Linked DNA regions of Homo sapiens: region 1 is linked to region 2. Evidence: chromatin loops called from intact Hi-C (ENCODE). Cell type or tissue: IMR-90. All regions are shown on one strand. Links, peaks and the distances in the headings refer to the core of each region. The heading gives the core; the rest is flanking DNA. Region 1 has its middle 15 kb from the start of PRPS1L1. Region 2 has its middle 25 kb from the start of MIR1302-6.

What was found. Hi-C counts contacts between places; a loop is a spot of excess contacts. Peaks named below come from ENCODE experiments on the same cell type or tissue, not always from the same donor. Only the 100,000 strongest peaks of a DNase experiment are listed, where the experiment ranks them.
Region 1: it touches region 2 in a loop (7-fold over the local background); 1 of 110 quality-filtered maps calls a loop at or near these places.

The regions. Positions count from the first base shown.
Region 1 is chr7:18,041,423-18,044,351 of GRCh38, forward strand. No RefSeq gene overlaps it. Among named protein-coding and RNA genes, the nearest start is that of PRPS1L1, 15 kb to the left of the region's middle. In IMR-90, for the core only: no CTCF peak of the experiment used is centred there; no DNase peak of the experiment used is centred there; H3K27ac peaks cover 555 bases.
Region 2 is chr7:18,101,313-18,104,241 of GRCh38, forward strand. It overlaps a transcript of HDAC9 not described here. Among named protein-coding and RNA genes, the nearest start is that of MIR1302-6, 25 kb to the right of the region's middle. In IMR-90, for the core only: no CTCF peak of the experiment used is centred there; no DNase peak of the experiment used is centred there.

The sequences.
Region 1 (2,929 bases), core at 190-2,689, 60 kb before region 2:
AGTTTCATATGTTTGGATGTGCTCAGCTTATTATTTTTTCCTATAACTAAGTTACAAATCCCTGAGATGTAACTTATGTGCAAGCACTGTATGGGATTTCATGAATATTTAGTGTTTTGTTTCTATTTCTAAGTCTGTGAAGTTTCATAAATCAGCACTGTTTTTGCTTGGTTCCTACATAGCTGTGATTTTCATGCTGTCTCTTCTGTACTATAAAGGCTGAGTTTCACCCAATTTTCATACAAAATTAATTCCTAGTAGGTAAAAGATAAACTATGTTGGTCCAGTGTTAAGGGTTATGATTTAAGTAAAACAGAAGGGAAACTACAAATCTAAAGTTCTCCTTTAGGCCAGGCATGGTGGCTCCTGCCTATAATCTCAGTACTTTGGGAGATCCAGATGGGAGAATCGCTTGAGCCCAGGAATTTGAGACCAGCCTGGGCAACATAGTGAGACCTTGTCTCAAAAAATTTAAAATAAAATGAAGTTCTCTTTTAACTTCAAATCCTCTATGTTGTTTATAGGCTAGTAAATAGTGAGATATTATGAAGCGATTTCAAATTTCATGATCTGTAATACAAAATATTGGCTGGGCACAGTGGCTCACACTTGTAATCCCAATACTTTGGGAGACTGAGGCGGGCAGATCTCTTGAGCCCAGGAGTTCAAGACCAGCCTGGGCAACATGGTGAAACTCCATCTCTACTAAAAATACAAAAATTAGCTGGGTGTGGTGGCCTGTACCTGTAGTCCCAACTACTTCGGAGACTGAGGTGGAAGGATTGTTTGAGCCCACGAGGTCAAGGCTGCAATGAACTATGATCACATCACTGCACTCCAGCCTAGGTGGCAGAACAAGACCTTGTCTCAAAAAGAAAAAATAAATAAATAAATAAATAAAACCAAAATCTTACTACATATTTCCTGTCTGAAAACTCCACTGGCAATGTGTCCTCAGATTTCATAACTGAAAACATAGGCCCTCAGCCATTTTATTGGGGTGATATCTTTTCTAAACCAGTGACTGCCAGTGTGGCCAATCATCAATGTTTTGAAAATATTTATTTCCATTCCCAACCCCGGGAATTTTTTTTACTCAGTAGCACTAGACCAGTGATTCTCAAACTTGGCTGTGTGTTAAAATCACCTGAGGAGCTTAAAAAAACCCTGATGCCTCAGCCCTGACCCCAGAGATTCTGAGGTATGTGGTTCTGGGTCACCCTAACCCTAAGAGCTTTTCAGGTTAATGTCCAGCCATGTTTGAGAACTATTACTGATGTAGTTTGGCTCCATTTCCCCACTAAAACCTCACTCGAATTGTAATTCCCATGCATCGAGGAAGGGAAGTGATTGGATTATGGGGATGGTTTCCCCCATGCTATTCTCATGATAGTGAGTGAATTCTCATGAGATCTCACGGTTTTATAAGTGGTAGTTTATCCTGCATGCTCACACACACACACACTCTCTCTCTCTGTCTCTCGTTTGCCACCATGTAAGATGTGCCTGTTTCCCCTTCTGCCATGATTATAAGTTTCCTGAGGCCTCCTCAGCCATGCAGAACTGTGAGTTAATTAAACCTCTTTTCTTTACAAATTAACCAGTCTCAAGCAGTTCTTTATAGCTTCATGAATACAGTCTACTACAAATACTCTAAACTATACAATATTCAGAGTTTCCTGTAGTGAATATTGATTTGGTTTACAATTTGACAATTTCATTACCATCTTCAAATATTTCTCTTTTTTTTTAACTTATAAAATGACACTGATGAACCCTGGGAGAAGCAGAGGCTGACACCTCCAAGCAAGTTCTGGCATAAGGAAATGTCTGAGCCTGTTTACCTTAGCAGGATAAATACATGACTTCTTTAAGAAGTATTACAGAAGCTTCTTCCCACTAGATGGTGAGCCTAAAGGCAGGGAGATTAGTGATGGTAGAGTCAATTTGATTTTGCTGTGCCCAGGACAACCAAGAGGTCTATTTTAGCTTGAGTTGGCTCTTCAACCTCTGGTAATAATAGCTAATTTTCTGAGTGCTTACTATAGACCAGACACATAAAATCCCACCACCATTTTACAGGAAAGGAAATGGCAAGCACACAGAGGTTAAGTAGTTTTCCCAGGGTCATATAGCTAGTGCACAGTAGAGGCAGGATTTGAACTCTGTCTGACTCCAGGGGCCTCATGGCTGCCTATGATGCCATTTTGACTGGCTAGCTAGACTATAATGTGGTATAATATATATAAATGAGGGGTATGGAAGCAGATTGAAGTTTGTTCTTAAAAGCAATGTAAACATGTAAAACTTGCTTGACTTCTCTCAGCTGCAATGATCCAATCTGTAAAATGGGGTTAACAATAGTGCCTGCCTCATAAGGTTACTAAGAGGCTTTTAAATGGGTTATCTTGGTGGCTGGATTATAAAAGTACTCAGGAAATAACTTCGTTTTTATTTCAGTGAAATTCATGCATCTAAAAACATGGAAGTTTTGGTTTTGGAGGTTGTTGCCATTCTTCTGGTGGGTAGGATAGATAGTAAGTAGCTCCAGCCAGGATATGGAGATTAGTTAAGGCCTATTCTAGTCCTGAAATTCTCTGATTTTCATAAATTGTACCATTCATTCAGATACATTATCTTTACATGACAAAATTCCTCTATTCCCATCCTTATGGTTAATTATTTAATTTATGAAATAAATCTTTTTGTTAATTTACCTAAGAAAAGCAAAGCTTTATTCTTATAAAATATACTACTACACTCCAGGTACTACGGTGAAGATTTTTGAGGAATTAAGATGGTAACTCACTTAGAAGTTCCCCATGCCATGGTGCCACATAAAATTACTGAAATGGGAGTCAGAATATTTGGATTCTAATCTCCATGCCTTCCTTCTTTAAGTACTGGGTAATTTCAGGCATGTCACCCA
Region 2 (2,929 bases), core at 166-2,665:
ACTAGTCATAGAGCCCAGGTCATCAGTTTCCCATTTCTTAGGGTTCACCTCGTGTGTTTTCTGTTTGTCAAGGATTATTGCATTGTGTCCAGTGTCTTGAAAACTATTGCTTCATATTTTGTACAGAACTTTTATTTTCTTAGGCAGGGGGATAATTCCAATCCCTCTTACTCAGTCTTCTTTGGAAGTGGTTCCCCCATTCCTTTTCTCTTCCATGTAAAACCTTGTTGGTCAATATCATTTTGGCGACTACTTAAGTATTTAATGCTCAATTTAATGTAGTTTATTTTGATATTCTACATCTTTCTTTTCAGCAGTTTCCAAATTTTCTTTAATTAACATTTTATATTACAAGCATATTTTAAAAAATCCATTTTGCACAGTTATATTCTATATCATGCTTGATGCTTTTATCACTGTCCTAGCCATTCAAAACCATTCTTAAGGCAAGCTGGTCATAAAATAAGGAGTTAAATTTGTTGAGCATAATAATTTACATGCTTTTAAGTGGATAAAAGATGCCACTATGGGAAAGTACCATGTTTTTTAAGGATAGAAGCCAAGTGGCTTTGAAATAATGTACTCTTGAATCTAGTAAATGTGAATGATCATAAAACAGCTCATAAATTACTATATTTTAAATTGGATCACTTATGGATTGCTCCTCTTTTATATTTATTCAGGAGGTTCTGTAGTTCATGGATAGGCCTTGAGATTGTTCATATGTCAAGCAATAGTGAACTATGTGCTGGTGAATTATTTTATTTTTAATCCTCTCTCATATTTGAATGATAAAATATACTACTGTGAACTAATATGAGAATAAAGTGTCAAAATTCAGGAGCACATCTTGCTATAGTGAATACATCTTGTTACTTCAAGAGTTTTCTGGCAGTAAGGGCACAATTGACTGTGATAATTTAAAAGAATCCTTGAGGTGGTATAGTTCCATATGTCGTAGGAATATGTCAATGATTTTTTAATTTTGCAATTTGAGTTTTTAATGTAGTCTTTTGAAAGCTAGTTGTTAAGCATGGCAAGAAGACTAGAGTTACTTTAGAATTCTTAGGAAAATAATTTTGTAAGAACAAATTAAAATTAACTTTTTCTTCAGCACTGTCATAAATATCAGCACCATGAAGCCAAAATTGTGGCAGTGTTACATGGCTATGTTTCCAATATTTAAGAATAAAGGTTAGGCCAGATTTATATTCTCTTGCAAAATTGAACCAAAATATAAATAATTTATAGAATTTTAAGAATAGAATCTTGAAAAAGCGAATACTACTCTGTGAGGGAGACTGTTAGTTGTCTCCTAGTCTCTCTTTTCCCCACTGTCCTCAGACATAAAGCACCTAAGTTTTAGCTGGGGACAAATCCCTACAGGATAGAGATGACATTTCTTAGCCTTCCTTGCAGCTAAGAATTTTAAACCATGTGACAAAGTTCTGACCACAGGATATAAACAGAATGGTTATGTGCAACTTCCAAGTAGGCCATTAAAGGACGGGGTGTGCTGTCTCCTTTCCCTTCTCATTTGCTGGAATGTGGGAATAATGGTTGCCTATCTTAGACTTTGCTAAGGATGCCAGCACTTTAAGAATGGCAGAGCAACAAGATTTTTAAAGAAGGCCTAGGACAGTGTATTAATCTGTTCTCACACTGCTAATAAAGACATACCCGAGACTGGGTAATTTATAAAGGAATGAGGTTTAAGGGACTCACAGTTCCACATTGCGGGGGAGGCCTCACAATCATGGTGGAAGGCAAAGGAGCAAAGGCACATCTTACATAGTGGCAGGCAAGAGAGCTTGTGCAGGGGAACTCCTATTTATAAAACCATCAGATCTCATGAGACTTGTTCACTACCATGGGAACAGTATGGGGGAAACCAACCACATGATTCAATTATCTCCACCTGGCTCCATCCTTAACACATGGGGATTATTACAATTCAGGGTGAGATTTGGTTGGGGACACAGCCAAACCATATCAGACTGTGATAGTGACATTTTTACTTTATTATTTTATTTTATTTTATATTCGGGGGATACATATGCAAGTTTGTTACAAGGGTATATTGTGTGATGCTGAGGTTTGGGCATCTGTCGATCCCATCACTCAAATAGTGAACATAGTACCCAATAGGAGGTTTTTCAGCCCTTTGCGCCATCTCTCTGGCTCCTCCCTTTTGGAGTCCCCGGTGCCTATTGTTCATAGATGATGACTTCTTGAAGCAGAGTTGCCATAACAGCTTGGAGTCTTGTCTAACTAAGCCACTGTTATTTTCAGTCTCTGTCACGTACAGCCAAAGCTATATGCAGTAAGTCCTCACTTATCGTTATGGATAGGTTCTTGGAATCTGCGACCTTAAGTGAAATGACGTACAAGGAAACCACTGTTACCACAGGCTAATTGATATAAACAAGAGTTAAGCTCCTATGGCATATTTCTGGTCACAAAAATATCACCAAACTTCTACATAAAGATCGAAATATTTCTAATATAAAACATCGGAATAAATGTGAGCTATACATACATAAGAAAGATTCCTAAAAACAAGTCTGAAAATTGTTTACCCACTTACACCAATTCATGGTCTTGGGTGGCCAGAGCCGATCCCAGCAGTTCAGGGCACCAGTTGGGAACCAGCCCCGGACAGGATGCCATCCCATCTCAGGGAACACTCATACCCACCCACATTCAGACCGAGACTGTGTAGACACGCTGATTCACCTAACATGCACAGCTTTGGGATGTGGGAGGAAACCGGAGTACCCAGAGAAAACCCGTGCAGACAAGGGGAGCATGTGCAAACTCTATGCACACAGTGGCCCGGGCTAGGAAGTCATTTTTTCTTTTATCAACTTTATAATGAAACAAATGAAATGACATTATTTGAGAACCTGCTGTACATTGTTCCCATAAT